Linked DNA regions of Mus musculus: all the other regions are linked to region 4. Evidence: chromatin loops called from intact Hi-C (ENCODE). Cell type or tissue: left cerebral cortex. All regions are shown on one strand. Region 1 overlaps Cdx2 (caudal type homeobox 2). Region 2 overlaps Pdx1 (pancreatic and duodenal homeobox 1). Region 3 overlaps Plut (PDX1 associated lncRNA, upregulator of transcription). Region 4 has its middle 2.7 kb from the start of Gsx1.

Region 1 (2,500 bases), 120 kb before region 4:
CTGGAGAGAAGGCGGAGCCCCCCAGAAGCCTCGGAGGAAGTGGGGGAACTCCAGGGTCCCTGACTCTTCCCTCTCTCTGCCAAGCAAAGTCTCTCATAGAAATCCTCTCTTAGCATCACAGCGGACTCGGCTTCTTAAGAAGGTTTCTTCCTGACCCTTCCCTTCTAGAATCTCGTGTGTCTGAGAGTGTTGTGTGTTGGATTCGGGAGATTTTTCACGAAAGACCCGAGATTGCCGGTCTGTGGGACTCACAAGCTCTGTTTGCCCTTTCTGATGTCCGGATGTGTATAGGAGTGGGAAGGAAGTGAGCAAAGTGTGACAGGGAGTGGTACTAAGAGTCCCCCCTTTTTTGTTGTTCCGTGAAGCCTTCTCCAGCTCTTTGAGCTTCCGCTTCTCTGGATTTGCTCCTTGTTGGCACAGCCAGGCCACATGCCCGGGTTATGGCCACTTTGAGGAGGTTTATAGCCAATTACAGCCGTATAAATCAGAGCGGCACTTGGGGGCCTGTCGCTGGACACTTCTGCGTCACTGCGCACACCCCGTCAACATCTTGGTGGGCAATGCTGCCGGAGTGAAGTCTCCAGATTAGCCTCCAGTGGGCTTTGACATTGTCATTTCCAGGAGGACTTACTCCTAAACCGGTTCTCCGCATAAACCCTACTTTCCCAAGCCTGCCTGAAAGGTAGTGAGCGGAGGATCGCCGGTAGGGGTCTTAGCCCTCCGAAAGAACTTTTGCGTTCAGGGGGTGGGTGGTCCGAGACTAGGGTCCTGGGAGGGGGAGGAGAACCTCAGGAGCCCAGGCCGCGGGGTCAGCAGATGAGAGGTCGCTGTGAAGTCCCGCGCCGAGGTGGCAAGACCGCTGTCGGCGCCGGGCGCCCTTGTGATGTTAATGTAGGGAAGCTGTGGCCCGCAGTGCCGGAGCCCGACTCTTCTGCAGAGCGTCATCTGTCAAGGGGCAGAGGCGTGTACGCCGCCCGGCCGGCTTTGATGTACACCTTTCAGCCCTGCCATTGTCTCTTTTAGGGCCCGGAAAGAGGGTGGTGACTTTCGCAGTCAATAATGAATTCTGACAACTCCTTCTCATCCCTCCCCTCTTCCAGCCCCCCTCCTTGGTTCCCAGGGGGTGCGGGGCGCCTGCAAGCCCTTGGGGAGCGGACCGCAGGGCTCACGGACCATCTTTGCGTTCCTCAGCCAGCGCGTGGTGCTCTAAGAGCAGCATCCGTTCTAGGGCGAGGACCGCTGTGGGAAATTGTTCTGCGCCTCGCTTCCCAGGTCTGATAGTTTTCTTTAGTACTACAAGCTCTTTGCTATTCGGTCTGCACACTTAAGATTTGGTTCTGTCGTCTTCTGTGGAGTGGGGCACTAGCGAGTGTGTTACAGGCTCCAGTGAGCCCGCTCCCGACCGGTTGGATCCCTTTACTTCCAAAGCAGGCGCGGGGTCGGGGCCGCAGCGCCCATTCAAATGCGCCTGCGGGGCTGTGTTTATGTTAATGCTCCTGGCGGGGAAGGGGATGAAAGCTGAGGCCGCCATTTGCTCAGTAGTGGTAATTCAAACAGAATGCGGTTGTTATTAAGGCATTGAAAGCGCTTTTCTTTGATAAGATCGCCTTGTCTTGCATTGTTTGCGACTGTGTTCCCCTTTCAGCGGCGGGGGGACCTCTCTCTGATCCCTCCTGTATCTTCCCAGGACACTTTTGTAGTGGTTTGCAAAGGTTTTTACCTGAACAAAGTCAGCCTGCGGGGCCTTAAACACCCCTGGGCAACTCCCACCCCTTAGATCTCCTTGTTCAACTAGGCACTGAGCACTAAAATCTATCTGTTTTGATGTGAGACCTCTCCAACTTTGGACGTGGAACAGTTCCTGGCCAGCATTCTGTCCATTGAAGCATCCCCGACTTAACCGGGTTGAATAGCCAGACTCCTGCCTGATCCAGCAGCCCCGCGCTATTTGTCAAGGTCCTTCAGTAAAACAATCAATCCAAGATTTAATATGTTGACTCAATCCAATGATCACAGGTCACTTGGTCAGGATAGTTGCCTCGGGGGATAAATGGGAAATTAAAAAAGAAAGAATGCCCCAGGCCAAACCTAGCTGGGCAGGTGAGACGCGTTCCAAGTAGAAGGATTTTCCTCCTGACAACATGGAGATAGCACTCAGAATTCCAGGGCAGGACTTTGTGTGTGGTACTGGTGACTGGTGGGGATCTGCCAGCCCATGCATCCATCTTTCCACTATATTGAAACAAAAGGTAACTACCCGCTTACCTTGACGCCACATCCCAGGTATTTTCAAAGTGGCCTGCTGTTTCATTTCTAACAAGTCTGAAAATGTGGATATTGATATTCCTGGGGACTCTGGTCACTTTCCCACCGCCCTTTTTTCTGATCCTAAATATACTATATTTGATTTATGGAAAGGAGGGGTGCTGTGTGAGAGGTGTTCCTTTCAGGTTAGTTGTGCCTCCAGGCTTACACCCCCCTTCCCCAGGATCCTGTGAGT
Region 2 (2,500 bases), 89 kb before region 4:
CTAAAGAGAGGGGGGAAAACACACATTTTTGATTAAGAGAGTTTCTTTCTACCAGTGTGACTCTAAGAATATTCTCTAAGAAACACTACAAATTATTAAACTAAATAAGTAAACAAACTGCCTAGCCTCCTCCCCTCTCATTTGGGAGTTGCCTTCAGAACATAAGGAAAGGAATTTGAAGCCAACTAAATCAATTCAGCTTTGTGGTTAATACAAGGGCTCTGCTGTCTGTCAGTTTTCAAGAGTGTGTTTCTCTGCATAGCCCTGGCTATCCTGAAGCTCACTCATAGACCAGGCTCAAACCCAGAGATCTGCCTGCCTCTGCCTCCCAAGTGCTGGGACTAAAGAAGTGCACCACCACGGCCATCAAAGAAGATTTTTTTTTTAATCAGAAAAAACGCTAGTTAAGATTTTAAAATGAAATGGAAACATCGACCTCTAGGAAGGTTTGAAATCAGCCAGGTTGCCTTCAACCCCTCTCTTGCTATTCATATTTATTAAGCATTTTCCACAAACAGCCTAAAGACAAGGCTCAGACCTTGAAAGGAGCAACTGACTGACTTCAAATTGTAGACCTGTTGGCAAAGAATGGTTAATTTAATGCTTTAAATGAAAACAACCAGTTTTGCCCTGCTCCTCTCTCCCATCTTCTAATTCAGGGCGTTGTGACTAGTTTTCCAAGGTGTACCAGGGCACCTGCCTTCCTTTCAGGAGGATATTCGCGCTCTAAAACAGAAACTTCAAATGTCCTTCTGCATCTTTGTCCCTCAGGACCCTGGAGGTCCCATTAGGGGCACGAGGAGGTCCGGGTGTGAAGAATTTCTGATTTTCAAAGGAAATGGTATAGGTTGAAGGATAGAGATTAATGAAATATTTGGCTGAAGAGGGGGAACGACTCTAGGAAAGGGAAATAAGGAAAAGGAGGTGAGGGAGGGGGAAGAGGAGGGGGGATTGGAAGAAGCGCTCTCTTTGAAACCTCCAACAGCCGCCTTTCGTTATTCTTAACCTTAGCTTGCTCAGCCGTTCTGTTTCTGGGCAGACAAAGGCACCCGGTCCAGCTCGCCTGCTGGTCCGTATTGGAACGCTCAAGTTTGTACCCTTTTTATTGTCCTCAGTTTGGAGCCCAGGTTGTCTAAATTGGTCCCAGGAAAGAGTCCTAGAGGCAGATCTGGCCATTCGCTTGGCATCAGAAGCAGCCTCAAAGTTTTCAGAAGCTCAGGGCTGTTTTTCCAGAAGTCTGCCAGCATCTCTCCGGCTATACCCAACTGGCTCTCGTGCCCTCAAGAATTTTCTTCTTGTGCGACGCCTAGGTTAAGTTCCCTTATCCAGCTGCCCGCTCCCACGTCCACACTCTGGGTCCCAGACCCGCTCACCCTCAGACTGCTGTCCTCACCGGGGTTCCTGCGGTCGCAGTGGCGCGATGCTGGAGGGCTGTGGCGACACGCTAAGGCCCGAAGGCAGTAGGCCCTCCCGGACTGCAGCTGGGACGCCTGGGGGCACGGCACCTCCGGGAGGTGGCAGCGGTGGCACTGCCAGCAGCTCCTCGCCCGAGGTCACCGCACAATCTTGCTCCGGCTCTTCGCCCCCACCGCCCCCACTCGGGGTCCCGCTACTACGTTTCTTATCTTCCTCTTTTTTCCACTTCATGCGACGGTTTTGGAACCAGATTTTGATGTGTCTCTCGGTCAAGTTCAACATCACTGCCAGCTCCACCCGGCGGGGCCGGGAGATGTATTTGTTAAATAAGAATTCCTTCTCCAGCTCCAGCAGCTGCGCCCGGGTGTAGGCAGTACGGGTCCTCTTGTTTTCCTCGGGTTCCGCTGTGTAAGCACCTCCTGTGGGTGATACAATCGGTCAGTGAGGTTCCCCGGGGCCCCATGAAGCTCAAATATTTTATTCCCAGGCCAGGAACAGCCCTCCTACTGATCGCAGCTGTTGAATCCAGCCGCAGCCCATTGCTCCAGAGACCCACTGCGGTTCCACCAGAGTCTTCCCTAAGCAATGGAGCCCTTTTCTCAGGCCATAGCCATGCCGGTTCTCATCTCAATATCACACTTGGAACTGGCAACCAGTGGTTTCAAAATTAGTTCATTTAATTGATGTTAAAATGCACATAATAAAAAAATGATCAACTCCTTTCTACTTAAGGATATGCCTTAAATGCAAAATTTTAAACAAACGTTCTGATGTTGACCCAGTTCAGTTCAGTCTGATTACTATCTCATCCTCATAGGTATATATATATCCAAGAAACATTTCTAGAATAAGCTTTTACCACAATTAATGCTAATTTCCTCTTTATTCCCTGTTTCATTAAAACAATGCTAAGCTCAACATGTTAACTTATTTTACTGGTGGCGAGGTCTTTAATTCTGGTTCTCTGGAGGCAGAAGCAGGGGGAGGCAGCCCCGGAGGCGAGCTTGGTTGCCTAGCTAGCTCCAGGTCAGCAACAGCAACGTAAATGAGTCTCAAAAATAATTTTAAGTGAATGTAACAACTC
Region 3 (2,500 bases), 81 kb before region 4:
TTTGCTTAGCACTTCTGGTCTAATTGCATGCATTTTGGTAAATTGGCTTCCATCTCGACGCTTCATTTATTCCCATTTAATATTTTTGCTGTGCTTTGCAAAAAGAAAAGGGTTTCTCAGCAGAAAAACAAGCTCGCTGCTTTTCACAGGAAACAAATAAATAAATTCTCACAGGATGAGCAAAAACTTGAGGGAAGGATTTCCCACCATATGTGTGTGTGGATTTGTGTGTGTGTGTGTGTGTGTGTGTGTGTGTGTGTGTGTGTGTGTATACAGAGGCACATTCTTTGATTTCAGAATTAATGTTTTCAGCCATCTCCTTCCTTTAAAAGGGATTTAGGAAACAAAGATCCAACAGCTATTTAGTATACCTTTAGAGAGGCCAAAGTCAGCCCAGCTTTTGATTTGGCTAATGGTTACATACAGCAGAACTCTGAGGTTCTTTCTCTGCCTCTCTGGCTCCCAGCACCATCAGGTGGCTAAATCCATTATGGGTGATACGCATTTCCGCTCTGAATCCAGGCCGCCTGTGCCCTCCTCTGCCTCCAGAAGGCCTCTGAGATACCCAGCCATTAGGCAAGAGCCTTCCCGAGCCATTTAACAGCAGCTCTTATGGATAAATAAACAAAAACGGCTGTAAACCAATTATACTGTGGACAGTGAAAAAGTCTTTTATTAGCAGGACGTCCTGATAGTCCTCCCTGATACTGGAGGTACCCTGCCTCCTCTCTTCCTTCCACTTCTGCTGAGACTCTGTCCCAGCCCTGGCCTTCCTTCTTAGTGGTTTTGCAGGCAAGCCAAAGGCTGGTTTGGACTAGATTGTAGGAATTAAGCTATTTTAGCCCAATGAGTGAGTGAGTGAGTGTGTGTGTGTGTGTGTGTGTGTGTGTGTGTGTGAGTCTATTCTCAACTGCAGGCAAAGATAGGATTACACGAACTTTAATTTTTAAAACCATATTCATCCCAAAAATTACTTTGCTATTAAAAATTAAATAAAATTATGCCCTGAGTTGAGAAAACCCAAGAAAGCAAACCATGTATATTTCATGAGAGTACTATGTTCATGACTGATTTTTTTTTTCCCCCTCGCTTATGATAGCAAGAATGGTAGTGGCATGGAAGCATGCCCAGCAGAGTTTGCTCAGGGACTCAATCCAGATCCCGAATCTGAATCACAGCAGGGAGGAGGGACCTGGAAGTTAGGATGCTGTGTTCAGTTGCTTTCTAGGGCAAAACAATTCTAGTATCCCAAGCAGAATGCTGAAATGATGTTCCAGAGAATTCAGCAGCCAAACCCACCACTCTACAATCAGATCGTTTCAGCTTTATTAGGATTTCTATTGCTTTGATAAAACACCATGACAAAAAGCGACTGGGGAAGGAAAGGGTTTATTCCAGCTTACAACTATCAGGCCCCACTCACAGAGGGACACTGCTTACTGGCTTGCTCCTCACTGCCTGCTCAGCCTGCTTTCTTATAGCCCCCAGGGCCACCAGCCCAGAGGTGGTATTGCCCACAACAACTGCCAATCAAGAAAGCACACAGGCACCGCAGGCTTGTCGGGAGACCTATCTGGTGGGGGCATTTACTCAGTTGCAAATCCCTCCTCCCAAGTGAGTCCAGCTTGTGCCTCCTTGACACAAACTAGCCAGCATGTAAATACAGCTTAAAAATGGAGGGCGGTCTCACAGTGCTCTTACAATGTATCCTATTTGCTTGAGTTGTGAGGGTAGAAGAGGCAGCAAGCACAGGGACTCTGGAGGTCCCTGGGTTGGCTACATGCTTGCTCCTCAAGAGCCAGCCAGTGGTGGCTGGGTTTAGGTTTCATCCCTCTGTGTCCTTCAATTAGCTTCAAGGTCAGCTGCTGGGCCCCCTGCCCCCAGTCTCTGTGGCCTCCCCTAGAAGTTGCATACCTACCCCTCTAGCCTGATTCCACCCAAGCTCTGTTTTTTTTTTTTTCAAACTAGATGTGTAGTGTCCAATCGTCTTTGCCTCACTGCTGCCTGTCTGTTCTAAGTCTTCTATAGCAAGCGTCTACTAACATTTCCCCTCTGCCTCCTTCCCCTCCAATGCCTCTGACTGTGTCCCACTCTTGGGGACTCCTCTTTTTTTTCAAGTTTCTTTTGTGTTCCACACTGCCAGGTCCCACCTGCTGTCTCTCTCAACCTCTGATATTTTGAATGGTTTATTGGTTTCAATGTTATTTATTGATTACATGCCTAGAGAACACCTACTGTGTGCTTGTTTGGGGGGGGGGAGTCAGACTCAGTGGTGGAGATGGATTTGAGGGCTGAAGAGACAGCTCAGCAGTTAAGAGCACACAATTCTTTTGTAGAGGACCTAAATTTGGTTTCCATCTCTCTATAGGTAGCTCACAACTGCTTATAACTCCTGCTTCAGGCACCCATAACTTCTTCTGGGCTATACAAGCATCTGCACTCACATGCACACACCCATACATACATACATACATACATACATACATACATACATACATGT
Region 4 (2,500 bases):
CCGAGCCGCCACAAACAACTGGTTAAAAAAATCAAAGATGATTTGTTATGGGAGAGGGTGTGTGTGAGAGCAACTGCCTCGACAATGGGAGGGTCGCCATAGGGGGAGCTAACCTGCGTGGAGGGCGTGCCATCTCGCCATCTAGCAAGAGTGAGGGCTCAGTGGTCCCCTGGTGCTTGGCATGCGGTGCCCCCAAGCTATGGTCTCGGCCCCAAAGCTCCCGCAAACCAGCCGGTACGCATCAATGCAGCCTAATTCCCGTTCTAATTGCTCTCTGGGAAATTTGGGCTGGGCTGGGTGGCGGGAGAGCTGAGACTAGAGAGGGGCTCCCCGCTGGGCTGAGGCGGGTTAGGGCGGAACGGGTGTGGACGCTGCCCGAGGGTAGAAGGGGGAGGCTGCTGCGCTCCAAAGCTGGCAAGTCAGCCGAGGTGCCAATGCAAGGGCTCTCCTGGGAGCTGCCGAACGCCCCAAGCGAGGAAAGGGTTAAGAGCCCTTGAATACAAGCAAGGCCAAAGCTACTGGGAAAGAATATGGGGGGGGGGGGGGGAGAATAACCAGTTTCCCCCTCTCCCTCCAGCCCCTAGACCTTATTGAATGTCATTGAAGAAAGTTTTGAATGCCAGATAAAGAGAGGCGAATTAAAGTGTGTGACAGCGGAGGATAAGCAAACACAAAGAGAACTCTGTCACACTTTGGGACAAAATCCGTGGGCTTTTTACCAAGTCTCTTCGCTATGATTGAATTAAGTAATAGGAAAACATTTTCTTTCAGTTTAGAACCATTAGACAAAACCTTCAAAGCGAATAACACTTTTTAATGTGCGGCCCCACAGTGGACCGGGGTTTGTGCCGAAATGGTGAAACGGTTGGTTGTGTAACTCGGAACGGGGGAGTCCCGGGCAGGGACTGACCTGTCCCAGGGTGTTTTCACCCGGCCTGAAGAGAAGGCGCTGGCAACCTGGCTATGTCCAAACTCTGCGATGGGTAATGGACTCCCTGCTCGGTGTTCCTAGGTCACCGCTGCACCAGGCAATCACTTGATAAAAAGTTCTGCTTCGTGGAGCAGTACGGGCAGCTAGGTCCGCTCCCCGGGCGCACGGTGGCCCTGTCGCCCTGCCTTCTGCCTCTGCGTTCCCCAGTTCCTCTTGTGGTCTTCCCCGCAGCGGAGCTGCTTTTCTACTTAAAGCTCCAGGCCGAGCTCCCTTCGGCTGAACTGTTCTCCGCGGAACAAACGCCCCCTAGGGAGGGGCAGGGTGGGAGCAGGCAGCCGGATTAGCCTGACAGCCCTGCGACAGCCCCCCCCCCCCCATCGTCGCCCCCCCCCCCCCAGCCCCTGGGCCTCAGCGCCCGCTTCCCCGCCCCCAGCCGGTTTTCAAGTGTCCATCAGGTACGGCTCAAACTGGAACCGTTTCTGCGATCCCGGCCTTTTCTTCCCCGTGCACACCGCGGCCTCCCTTGTGAGATATTTGCAGGAAGGAAAAAAAAAAGCATAAATGTGGATTTTCCCCATCTCCATCCCTCAAAGATCATTTGCCTTCTCATAGAAGCCATATTTAAAACACCATCCGTCTCCCTGCCCTCTCTACCTCAGAAGCTTCTGCCTCAGAAGCAACTTCTAAGTTGGTTGTGCCTTTTGCTCTTTCACTTTTCTGGCTCCCTCACCATCCTGAAATCCGTGTTCTGGAAGAATGAGGGTCTGCTGTATCTGTTGCAAAAACTCCCTAACTCATAATAGGCTTATTTGTTGGGGGAATAAATCAAGGTGAAAGAACTCACCCGGAAGCAGGACTTTCCTTGGATTTTCTGCCGTGTCCGCCTAGCCTAATTCTACCTGGATCCTGAGGAGCCTGACTGGACTGGCAGACGTGTGTGGTGAGACCCAGGAGGTCAAGGGTCTTGGAATCTGCGGGTCCTCCCTCATTCCCGGGATCTGGGCCTTCATAAGACCTCAATGTGTTTGTTAACTGACTATCAGACAAACCTAAGAATGCCCCATCCACCCCCAGCCTCCGAGGCAGGTTCTAGAGACAAAATGGCTTCCATTCGAGGTAGTTCTTACGGAGAAAGACTTCATGTCTGAGATGTTTCCTGTTTATAGAAAAGAGGAGGTTGAGCTGGAAGGGGAAGAGATACATACAGTCCACGCCTAGGAAATAGCAGCACAGTTCTGCCTTTTTTTTTTATTTTATTTTATTTTATTTTATTTTATTTTATTTTATTTTATTTTTGGCTGAGGTACCAGAGAATTCCTGTTGTAAGGAAAGATTCTGTCTCCTGAGCAGCAGGTGTCTAGACAGCTGGCCCAGGGGCTTGCCAGCTGTCCCAATGAGCAGAAACAAGAGGCCAGGGGTGTCAGGGAATGCTGACTGCAACCAGGAGAGGAAGATCCCCAAGGAGATTGAGGACCGTGACAATGGGTGTGCACAGGAAGATGAGGTGAGACCCAGTCATGGAGACTTGAACTGACACCCTTGGATTTCTGCACGTGGTCCAAGATTTAC

Evidence for each region. A loop is a pair of places that touch in the nucleus more often than their neighbours do. Peaks named below come from ENCODE experiments on the same cell type or tissue, not always from the same donor. Only the 100,000 strongest peaks of a DNase experiment are listed, where the experiment ranks them.
Region 1: a loop joins it to region 4, with 5 times the contacts of the local background. A loop is called at or near these places in 8 of 42 quality-filtered maps.
Region 2: a loop joins it to region 4, with 3 times the contacts of the local background. A loop is called at or near these places in 7 of 42 quality-filtered maps.
Region 3: it touches region 4 in a loop (5-fold over the local background); 7 of 42 quality-filtered maps call a loop at or near these places.

The regions. Positions count from the first base shown.
Region 1 is chr5:147,303,464-147,305,963 of GRCm38, reverse strand. All of the region lies in intron 1 of Cdx2 (caudal type homeobox 2), which reads left to right. Among named protein-coding and RNA genes, the nearest start is that of Cdx2, 2.5 kb to the left of the region's middle. In left cerebral cortex, no CTCF peak of the experiment used is centred here; no DNase peak of the experiment used is centred here.
Region 2 is chr5:147,273,715-147,276,214 of GRCm38, reverse strand. Pdx1 (pancreatic and duodenal homeobox 1) reads right to left here. Exons shown (of 2, transcript NM_008814.4): 2 at 367-1,835. The coding sequence ends at 1,390. Among named protein-coding and RNA genes, the nearest start is that of Plut, 3.4 kb to the right of the region's middle. In left cerebral cortex, no CTCF peak of the experiment used is centred here; no DNase peak of the experiment used is centred here.
Region 3 is chr5:147,265,647-147,268,146 of GRCm38, reverse strand. The region is part of intron 1 of Plut (PDX1 associated lncRNA, upregulator of transcription); the gene reads left to right. Among named protein-coding and RNA genes, the nearest start is that of Pdx1, 3.2 kb to the left of the region's middle. In left cerebral cortex, no CTCF peak of the experiment used is centred here; no DNase peak of the experiment used is centred here.
Region 4 is chr5:147,184,776-147,187,275 of GRCm38, reverse strand. No RefSeq gene overlaps it. Among named protein-coding and RNA genes, the nearest start is that of Gsx1, 2.7 kb to the left of the region's middle. In left cerebral cortex, no CTCF peak of the experiment used is centred here; DNase peaks (open chromatin) are centred at 218 and 996; H3K4me3 peaks cover 605 bases.